Regions from separate parts of the Homo sapiens genome. Here region 2 is linked to region 1. Evidence: read pairs that join two places in POLR2A ChIA-PET (ENCODE). Cell type or tissue: CD4-positive, alpha-beta T cell. All regions are shown on one strand. Links, peaks and the distances in the headings refer to the core of each region. The heading gives the core; the rest is flanking DNA. Region 1 overlaps PCED1B (PC-esterase domain containing 1B). Region 2 overlaps PCED1B (PC-esterase domain containing 1B).

The links. Peaks named below come from ENCODE experiments on the same cell type or tissue, not always from the same donor. Only the 100,000 strongest peaks of a DNase experiment are listed, where the experiment ranks them.
Region 2: POLR2A ChIA-PET joins it to region 1 with 13 read pairs; 9 of 35 experiments call an interaction of 5 or more read pairs at or near these places.

What each region holds. Positions count from the first base shown.
Region 1 is chr12:47,204,464-47,209,845 of GRCh38, reverse strand. The region is part of intron 2 of PCED1B (PC-esterase domain containing 1B); the gene reads right to left. PCED1B-AS1 (PCED1B antisense RNA 1) reads left to right here. Exons shown (of 3, transcript NR_026544.1): 3 at 1-1,426. Among named protein-coding and RNA genes, the nearest start is that of PCED1B-AS1, 9.3 kb to the left of the region's middle. In CD4-positive, alpha-beta T cell, for the core only: no CTCF peak of the experiment used is centred there; DNase peaks (open chromatin) are centred at 1,865, 2,355 and 3,785; H3K4me3 peaks cover 1,572 bases; H3K27ac peaks cover 4,187 bases.
Region 2 is chr12:47,142,309-47,147,690 of GRCh38, reverse strand. All of the region lies in intron 2 of PCED1B (PC-esterase domain containing 1B), which reads right to left. Among named protein-coding and RNA genes, the nearest start is that of MIR4698, 43 kb to the left of the region's middle. In CD4-positive, alpha-beta T cell, for the core only: no CTCF peak of the experiment used is centred there; no DNase peak of the experiment used is centred there; H3K27ac peaks cover 526 bases.

The DNA of each region.
Region 1 (5,382 bases), core at 140-5,139:
TCTTTCTAAGACTCAGATCTTATAATTTTACTTCCCTTCATAGGTTGAATTTAACCTGCTAAATCACATAAAATTTTTCTGAAGATACCAGCCTTTCTGCCTTAATCAAACACATTAGCCAAATCCATAGCATTACTGGGATAAAGCCTGAAGATCCCAAATTGATAAGGCATCTGGATTCCCTTTGATAACAGTATTCAATAACAATGAACACCTACTGAGTATACTATTCCAAGCATTTAAAGTGTATCAACTCTTTTCACAAAATCAACAATAATTATTATTGCTACCATTTATTGAGAGTCTACTTTAATCCAGGTGTTACATATTCATGTATTCATTATTATTACCTTTTTTTTTGAGACGAAATCTTGCTCTGTTGCCCAGGCTGGAGTGCGATGGCATGATCTTGGCTCACGGCAAACTCCGCCTCCCTGGTTCAAGTGATTCTCCTGCCTCAGCCTCCCGAGTAGCCGGGATTACAGGCATGTGCCACCATGCCCCGTTGGCCAGGCTGGTCTCGAACACCTTACCTCAGGTGATCCTCCCACCTTTGGGATTACAGGTGAGCCCAGCCTATTGTTACCTTTAAAACCACCCTGCAGGGTAGCTCTTACTGTCTCCATGAGGAATATCAGAAAAGGGAAAGGACTTCCTGGAGGGCTGGTTCTGCCTCAAGCCAATCAGCTGACACTAAGCAGTGAAGCCGGAATCTGAGGTCCCTCTGCCTGCCCTGGTCTTTGCTCACCCTGACAACCAGACACCTCACTGTGTCCTGAGCAGCATAGATGCCACACGCACAGTGCCACATAGAGAAGGGTGATGTAAATGAAAATTAAAACACTGTGACAAAGTCAAGCAGGGCATTTGTTTTTGTTGTTGTTAAGTTATTTTTGGTAGATACAGGGTCTCACTATGTTGACCAGGCTGGTCTTGAACTCCTGGGCTCAAGCAATCTGCCTGCCTCAGCCTCTCAGAATGTTGGGATTATAGACATGAACCACTGCACCCGGCCAGTGTCAGTCTTTGTTCCCTACAAGTGAAATCAAAACAGCCTCACGCCTGTAAACCCAGCAGTTTAGGAGCCCAAGGTGGAAGGATCGCTTGAGCCCAGGAGTTTGAAACCAGTCTAGGCAACATAGTGAGACCCTATCTATACAAAAATAAAAATAGCCTGGGCAGGGTGACTCATGCCTATAATCCCAGTACTTTGGGAGGCCAAGGTGGGTGCATCACTTGAGGTCAGGAGTTCGAGACCAGCCTGGCTAACATGGAGAAACCCTGTCTCTATTAAAAATACGCCTGTAGTCCCAGTTACTCGGGACGCTGAGGCAGGACTGCTTGAACCTGGGAGGTAGAGGTTGCAGTGAGCCGAGATCGCGATACTGCACTCTAGAGCCTGAGTGACAGAGTGAGACTCCGTCTCAAAAAAATAAAAATAAAAAATTAGCTGAGGGTGGTGGTGCGTGCTATACTCAGCTACTCAGGAGGCTGAGGTGGGAGGATCACCTGAGCCCAGAAAGTCAAGTCTGCAGTGAGCTATGATCGTGCCACTGCACTCCAGCCTGGGAGATGAGACCCTGTCTGAAAACAAACAAACAAACAAAAACCAAAATGGCTAAGTTTACAGCACCAAGTCTATCCCTTAACAGTATGACTGCTTTGAGTTCAGGCACGTGTCTAAGGGCAGCCGGTTCAGAGACCTTGACACCTGGTGGAGTCACAGAATCAAGACCCTGGGAAAACTTCTTATAGCTTATTTATTTAAAGCTTTACAATTGTTTACACTGCTCAGGAAAAAAAGAAAAAAAAAACCCAACAAATTATGGGTGTTCAGAGAGCTGTGTTAGCCCACAAAGTTCGAGGGAGAAACTGTCATTCACAGAGCTTGATTAACCACAGACTTAAATTTCAGGAGGAAGTAAGCTATGAAAAATCTGTAACCTCTGCCTGTCATATGCTTAGTTTGTTAAAGAAAACTAGAGAAGGAGCTTGTTATTCTTTAAATAGAAAAGCTCCAAAAAGCCCTAAAATGTTTTATCTGAATAAGTTCTCTCAGTAGGTATCTTAAGAATAATAGATTATAGTCAGGGGTTAGGGGCCAGCTCACAAGACTGATGCAAGTTCTTTAAGTTGTGATTGTGTCTGATGAAGAGGAATGCATACTTACATATTTGTGTAAGGAAGATTTCCTTATTGTCATTTCCTTCCATCGCTTGGTCCATAAAAGCAAAGAGGAAGGAAGGGAGGTCTGTGGTCATACACACTGTCACCCATGCTAAGAGAAAAGGTAGTTGAGAGCTCTGCCTGCCCACGTGCCCATCTGCTGGGTCATCCTTGTCCTATCAGGAGAGAAAGAGCACTTCCTTTCCTCAGTGGGACTGGGAGGAGGCAGCAGCCTCAGGCAGCTGGAAGGTGTGCCCCTGGGCCTCACACAGCTCTGGGGAGGTGGCACAGGGCTTCCTCTTTCATAGAGCTAATTAGGTTCTTATCTGTGCTACCAGATGAGCCCAGCTGCCAGCTCCTTACTTCATCTCAACCAATCCAACAGGCTATTCAAACCAACACTGATATTATTCTAGCAATATGTTTATGTATTTTGGACAAAAGTTTAAAGTAATTTAGTCCTCCATCTGTCACCTTCAGGCTAAAGTCCTTTATTTTCTTGGTGCATTGACCATGGGGCTCCATCTAGGCTCTGAAAGGATATTCCCTCAAGGCCCTGAGCTAGAGACCACAGGGTAACTCTACATGCTGTTCTCCTAATAAGATTTTGGTAACATCTGATTGTTTGCTAAAATCCCATTCAAAGCTCCTTCTACCTGGGCAGAGCCTGCCAAGTTGAGTTCAGCTTCAGTTGGATGAGTATGTCAAAGTCCCTGGCCATTCGAATAGCCATTTACCTAAGGCAAGAGCAAATGCTGGCTAAAGCATCTAATCACCATTTATTTATGTTGGTGATGTTGGGATTTGAGAGCACAGAGTGGAAGGTAGAAACAGGGTAGTGTCTGTAACTACCGTCAGATCTACTTCTTCACTTTCATTTTTAACATACAAGGTCCTTAAAAAAACCTTGGATTTTTTTTTTGTTGCGGGGGCGGGGTAGAGATGAGGTTTCGCTATATTGACCAGGCTGGTCTTGAACTCCTGGCCTCAAGTGATCCTTCTGCCTCAGTCCCCCAAAGAAAACCTAGCAGTTGAAAAATGATCAATTCATATAAAGAGAAACTGAAAAAAGACTTTTGCCTTGTCCCCAGCAGGCTGAGGAATTACCAAGGAGGCAGGAGGTGGAGCAAAACACACCAAGCCTGGTGCCAATCATTGACAATATTATGGTTAGTACTTACTGAGGGCTGACTATGGTTGAAACTGCCTTTGCAAAATTATGACTGAGACGGTGAAAGAGATCTAACTTAACCAACGCTAGCTATCTTGCCTCTAACCTCCAAGCTGTCCTTGTTCATTCCTGGGCATAGGCTGAACTAACTTTGGGAGAAATTTAGTTTATAGTTTGAAACAAAGATGATAACAGCCCTTTGCCAAAGCAGACCTCCTTCTTGTCTGGGGACTAGATGGCCTTTGTAGGACTAACATGAGCCACAAGATTAGAAATTATGGATAGGAGTCATGCAGCTGGAGTCTCCAAGATTCTGACCCTCCCTAAACTGCTCCCAAGATCAATGCTTGAGATATTTTGCAGACCCTGCATGTGATGGATCAGCTGACACCATCCAGATCGGTAAACTGGTTCATCTGATCTTGTGCCCTCCACCCAGGAACTGACTCAGCGCAAGAAGACAGCTTCGACTCCTTGTGATTTCATCCCTAACCAATCAGCACTCCTGGCTCACTGGCTTCCCCCAACCCACCAAATTGTCCTTAAAAACTCTGCTCTCCAAACGCTGGGGGAGACTGATTTGAGTAATAATAAAACCCTGGTCTCCTGCACAGTTGGCTCTGCGTGAATTACTCTTTCTCTATTCCAATTCCCTTATTTTGGTGAATTGGCTCTGTCTACGCAGTGGGCAAGGTGAACCCCTTAGGCGGTTACATGGTTATTGCCCCTTTTTTTTCCTTCCTTCCTTCCTTCCTCTCTCTCTCCCTCTTTTCCTCCCTCCTCTTCTCCCTCTTTCCCTCTCTTTCTTTCCTCCTATTCATAAAAACCTATTGAAACTGACTTTGCAAAAATTACAACTAAGAAAATTATGTCAGTGAAAGAAATCTGACCTAACTGACTCCACCTTGCTTCTAATTTCCAAGCTGTTACACCATTCCTGGGTATAGGCTGAACTAACTTTGGCAGGAACTTAGTTTATAGTATAACTTTGAAACAAAGACGGTAACAGCCCTTTGCCAAAACAAACCACCTTCCTACCTGAAGACTACACTGTCTTTGCAAGACTACCACCTTAGGTACCAGATTATAAATTATGGTTTAGGAGTCATGCAGCTGGAGGCTGCAGGATTCTGAACCTTTCCAAATTGCTCCTGGGGATAACGTCACTATAATAAAACCTAAGATCAGTGCTTGAGGTATTTTGTAGACCCTGTACTCCATGGATCAGCTGGTACCACCCAGATCGATAAACTGGCTCATCTGATCTTGTAGCCTCCATCCAGGAATTGATTCAGTGCAAGAGGACAACTTAGACTTTTTATGATTTCATCTCTGACCTGATCTATCAGCACGCCCCACTTTCCAACCCCCTACCCATCAAATTATCCTTAAAAACTCTGATCCCTGAACTCTGGAGAGGCTGATTTGAGTAATAATAAAACTCCAGTCTCCCATACTGTGGCTCTGCACGAGTTACACTTTCTCTGTTGCAATTCCCCTGTCTTAATAAACTGGCTCTCTCTAGGCAGTGGGCAAGGAGAACCTGTTAGGTGGTTACACTATTGGCTACATTAGTTTATGGTTACAGTATTTACATATAACCTCAATTACAAGGAAAATTAAATGATTACGGAGGCAACTGAACTAGAGTATCCAGATTCTTTTATACTAGGAGTCACTAAGTATATAGTATTTATTGCTAAATTAGAAATAAATGTTATGGCCCATCTGTAGACAATAAGGCAAATTCAGAGGAGCAATTAAGAGCCACCCAGAACCTTGACTTTTAGATGCATGACCTGCCTCCCCTGGTCTGTAGGCAGTGGAGGATTAAGGAAACAAAGTGCAAGGTAGCCCTGGGAGTAAATTAACAGCATAATACACACTTCAAGAACACCCAGAGATCTGTGAGTGAGACCAGGAGTTGCAAAGTTAAATGGCTGTAGGGACCAGACATGAGATACAAATGAATAAATGAGCAGGGTTTGTTCTTTGTATATAGATTCACTTTGCATATTAAACATGGAAGAGTATCAGGAAGTGAA
Region 2 (5,382 bases), core at 90-5,089, 62 kb after region 1:
AATATCAGTGGAAATACTGACAGTAAATAGTAAATAGATATCAATAGAAATAGAACATGGATGGTAGACAGATAGAATATGGATGGTAAATAGAATATGGATAGACAAATAGAAATAAAATATGGATGGTAAATAGATATCAATAGAAATATGGAGAGTAAATAGATATCAGTAGAAATAGAATATGGATGGTAAACAGACATCAGTGGAAATATGGATGGTAAAAGCCATTCTGAGGAGATCTCAGATGGAATTGAGGAACAAGGAATTGGAAACTGAAGTAAAGCCCATGCTTGTTATACAACTGCAAAGAATAGGGCCGAATTGTGTTTATGGCTGAGGGCTTTATGGAAGGTGACATTTAAGAGCAATGAGGCCAGGCACAGTGGCTCACACCTATAATCCCAGTACTTTGGGAGGCCGAGGCAAGTGGATCACTTGAGGTCAGAAGTTTGAGACCAGCCTGGCCAATATGGTGAAACCCTGTCTCTACTGAAAAAACAAACAAACAAATAAACAAAAATAAGCTGGGCATGGTGACACATGCCTGTAGTCCCAGCTACTCAGGAGGCTGAGGCAGGAGAATTGCTTGAGCCCAGGAGGTGGAAATTGCAGTGAGCCGAGATTGCACCACTGCACTCCTGCCTGGGCAACAGAGCAAGACTCCATCTCAAAAAAAAAAAAAAAAAAAAGAGCAATGAACTAGGATATCTAAAGAAATTTCTAAACAAAATATTGTAGAAGCTATAAGGCTACTTTAAACTGCATACAGTAAGATGCAAGAGGAAAGAAATGACTCAGAGATGGAATTTATAATTACAGTCATGTTTTAATCAACAATCACATACAGGCATATCTGAGAAGTATTGTGGCTTTGGTTTCTGACCACTGCAATAAAGCAAATATCACAATAAAGTAAATCGTATGAATTTTTGGGTTTCCCAGCACATGCAAAAGTTATGTTTACACTATACTTTATTAAGTGTGCAATATCATTGTATCTAAAAAAAAGTACATACCTTAATTAAAAATACTTTATTGCTAAAAATGCTAATAATCATCTGAGCCATTGGCAAGCTGTAATCTTTTTGCCGGTATAGGGTCTTGCCTCAATCTGATCAGGGTGGTAGTTGTTGAAGATTGGGGTGGTTGTGGCAATTTCTTAAAATAAGACAAAAATGAAATTTGACTCATCAATTAACTCTTCCTTTCATGAAAGATTTTTTTCTGTAGCATGCGATGCTGTTTGATAGCATTTTACCCACAGTAGGACTTATTTCAAAATTGGAGTCAATCCCCTCAAACCCTGCCACTGCTTTATCAACTAAGTTTATTAAATATTCTAAATCCTTTGTTGTCATTTCAACAACGTTCACAGCATCTTCACCAGGAGTAGATTCCATCTCAAGAAACCACTTTCTTTGGTTATCCATAAGAAGCAACTCCTCATTTGTTCAAGTTTTATCATGAGATTGCAGCAATCAATCACATCTTCAGTCTCCGCTTCTATTTCTAGTTGCATTGCTATTTGCGCTACATCTGCAGTTACTTCCTCCACTGAAGTCCTGAATCCTTAAAGTCACCCATGAGAACTGGAATCAACTTCTTCCAAACTCTGTTAATGTTGATATTTTGACTTCCTCCTATGAATCATGAATGTTCTCACTACCATCTAGAATGGTAAGTTTTTTCCAGAAAGTTTTCAATTTTCTTTGCCCAGATCAATCAGAGGAATCACTGTCTATAGCAGCTGTAGCCTTATGAAAAGTATTTCTTAAATGACAAGACTTGAAAGTTGAAATTACTCCTTGATCCATGGGCTGCAGAATGAATGTTGTATTAGCAGGCATGAAACAACATTTATCTCCTTGCACATCTCCATCAGAGCTTTTGAGTGAGTAGGTGAATTGTCAATAAGCAGTAATATTGTAAAAGGAATTTATATTTCTGAGTAATAGGTCTCAATAGTGGACTTGAAAATATTCAGTAAACCTTGTTGTAAATAGATATGTTGTTATCCAGGGTTTGTTCCATTTCTACAGCACAGGCAGAGTTAATTTAGCATTATTCCTAAGAGCCCTAGGATTTTCAGAATGCTAAATGAGCATTAGCTTCAACTTAAAGTCACCAGTTGCATCGGTACCTAAAAAGACAGCCTGTCCTTTGAAGCTTTGAAGTTAGGCACTGACTTCTCTCTAGCTATGCAAGTCCTAGACGGGATTTTCTTCCAATAGCGGCTGTTTTGTCTACACTGAAAATCTTGTTTAGTGTAGCTGCCTTCATCCATTATCTTAGCAAGATCTTCTAAATAACATCCTGCAGCTTCTACATCAGCACTTGTTGCTTCACCTTGCACTTTTATGTAATGGAAACGGCTTCTTTCCTTAAATCTCATGAACCAATCTCTCTGCTGGCTTCAACCTTTTCTTCTGCAGCTTCCTCACCTTTTTCAGTCTTCATAGAATTAAAGAAATTTAGGGTCTTGTTCTGGATTAGGCTTTGGCTTGAGGGAATGCTGTGGTTGGTTTGATCATCTATCCAGACCTCTAAAATATTTTCCATATCAGCAATAAGGCTGTTTTGCTTTCTTATCGTTTGTATGTTCACTGAAGTAGCACTTTTAATTTGCTTCAAGAATTTTTCTTTTGCATTTACAACCTGGTTAACTATTTGGCACAAGAGGCCTTGCAGCCTATCTCAGCTTTTGACATGGGTTCCTCAGTAAGCTTAATCATTCCTAGCTTTTGTTTTGAAGTAAGAGAATTGTGACTTTTTCTTTCACTTAGAGACCATTGTAGAATTATTAATTGACCTAATTTCAATATTGTTATGTCTCAGGGAATAGGAAGGCCCAAGGGATTTTGAGACAGGGGAATGGCCACTCAGTGGAGCAGACAGAACACACACAACGTTTGTTGATTAAGTTTGCTGTTGGTGGTCCTGTAGGATGATAATACCATATTTTCACTGTACCTCTTTTATATTTAGATATGTTTAGATACACAAATAGTTACCATTGTGTTCCCTTGGGTCCATCACATAGCCTAGCTGTGTAGTAGGCCATACCATGTAGGTTTGTGTAAGTACACTCTGTGATATTCAGATGATGACAAAATTGCCTGACAATGCCCTTTTTAGAAATGCAATGTATGACTATAAAGGAGAAGCAGAATGGAAAAATTTTGAAAATTTTCAACCTGGCCATGTGAAGAATAAAAAAGCCTATTCAGGAGAGCAAACCAAGTGTGTGACCAAGATACTGTTAAGGAGATTAGTATGGACAGAAAGAATCATCAAGACAATAGGAGAATGACCTCAAAGTCATTTAGAGATCCTTGAGGCTGTCCCTCCTGTTACAGGACCAGAGCTCTAGGAGGGCAGGATAGTTTCAAAGGATGATCCTGAGAACCCTCTGTGGGCTCACTATCCAGAGCCTCCTAGATTTCTCCTTCCCACATTTCAGTGCATTGCTCCTCGGCTGCCTTAGCTGTGGCTAAGGCACAGTGGGACCAGGTGTGGCTCAACCCACCACTCTACAAGGTATAAGCCATAAACCTTGGTGGCATTCATGTGGTGCTAGTTCTTTAGGCGTGAGAAATGCAAGAGCTGTGGGGGCATGGTTTCTTTCACCTAGATTTCAAAGGATGTCATAAACAGCCTGGGGTCCCTGATAAAAATTTTTTGCAGGGGTGGAGTAACTACAGAGAGCCCCAACTAGGGCAATGCTAAATGGAAATGTAGGGTCAGAGCTGCCACAGAGAGTTTCCACTAGAGCAATGCCTAGTAAAGTTTATTTCTGGGCTCTCTATTCTGTTTTGTTTATCTATGTGTCTATTTTTACACCAGTACCATACTATTTTGATTACTATAGCTTTGTAACATAATTTGAAGTCTAGCTTTGTTCTTCCTGTTCAAGATTGTTTTAACTATTCAGGGTCTTTTGTGTTTACAAGTAAATTTTACGGTTTTTCTTTTTCAGTGAAAAATGCCATGGGAATTTTGATAGGGATTACACTGAGCTTGTAGCTTGCTTCAAATAAAATGGAAATTTTGGCAATATGATTTTTCTGATTCCATGACCATGGGATATCTTTCCATTTACTTGTGTCTTCCTTATTTCTTTCATCAATGTCTTATAGTTTTCTGTGTACAGATCTTTCATCTCCTTGGTTAAATTTATTCCTAAATATTTTAATTTTTGATGCTATTATAAATGGAATTGTTTTCTAAGTTTCTTTTATGAATAGTTTTTTATTCATGTAAGCTTGTCATTCATGTATAGTAACACAGCTGAGTTTTGTATGTTAATTTTGTTTCTTGTAACTTTACTAAATTCATTTATTAGTTGTAATAGTTTGTTGGTCAAGTCTTTAGGACTGGCTACGTACAAGATCATGTCATCTGTAAACAGAAACAACTTACCTTTTATCATTCCAATTTAGATGCATTTTATTTCTTTTTCTTGCCTAACTGCTCTGGCTAGGACTTCCAATACTATACTGAATAGAATTGGCAAGGATGGGTGTCCATCCTTGCCTTGTTCCTGATCTTAGAGGTAAAGCTTTCAGTGTTTCACAGCTGGGTATGATGTTAGCTGTGGGCTTATCATATATGACCTCTATTATGTTGAGGTAAATTGTTTCTATACCTAATAAGTTGAGAGTTTCATCATAAAGGATGTTGAATTTTGTCAATGCATTTCTGCTTCTATTGAAATGATCATACAGTTTTTATTTTTATTTTTGTTAACATCATGTATCACATGTATTGATTTGTGTATGAATTTCTTAAAATTAGTTTTTTGCCTCTTTCTCTCTTCTTCTGTTACCATAATTTGTAAATTCATTTGCTTGATAGTATCGCATGGCTTCTTTATTATGCTTTCTTAATTCTTTTAATTTCTTCTTTTGTTTTGGTTCCTCTAATTGGCTAATTTCAAATAATCTGTTTTTGATTTGCTGATTTTTTTCTTCTGCGCGATCAAGTCTGTTGTTGAAGCTCTCTACTGATTTTTTTTCATTCTGTCATTATATTCCTCAGCTCTAAGATTTTGTTTGGTTCTTTTCTATGTTTTTTATTTCTTTATTACACTTCTCATTTTGTTTATGGATTGTTTCCATGATTGCATTTGTTTGTGTTCTCTTGCATCTCATTGAGCTTTTTTAAGATAATAATTTTGAATAATTTGTCAGGCAATTCATAGATATCCAATTCTTGGGGGTTGGTTACTGGAGCTTTATTAGTTTCCTTTGGTGTCATGTTTGCCTGATTCTTCATGATTTGTGTAGCTTTGCATTGGTGTCTGTGCATTTGAAGGAGCAAACACCTTTTCCAGTATTTATAGATTGATTTCAGCAGGTAAAGACCTCTTGTTAGGTCCAT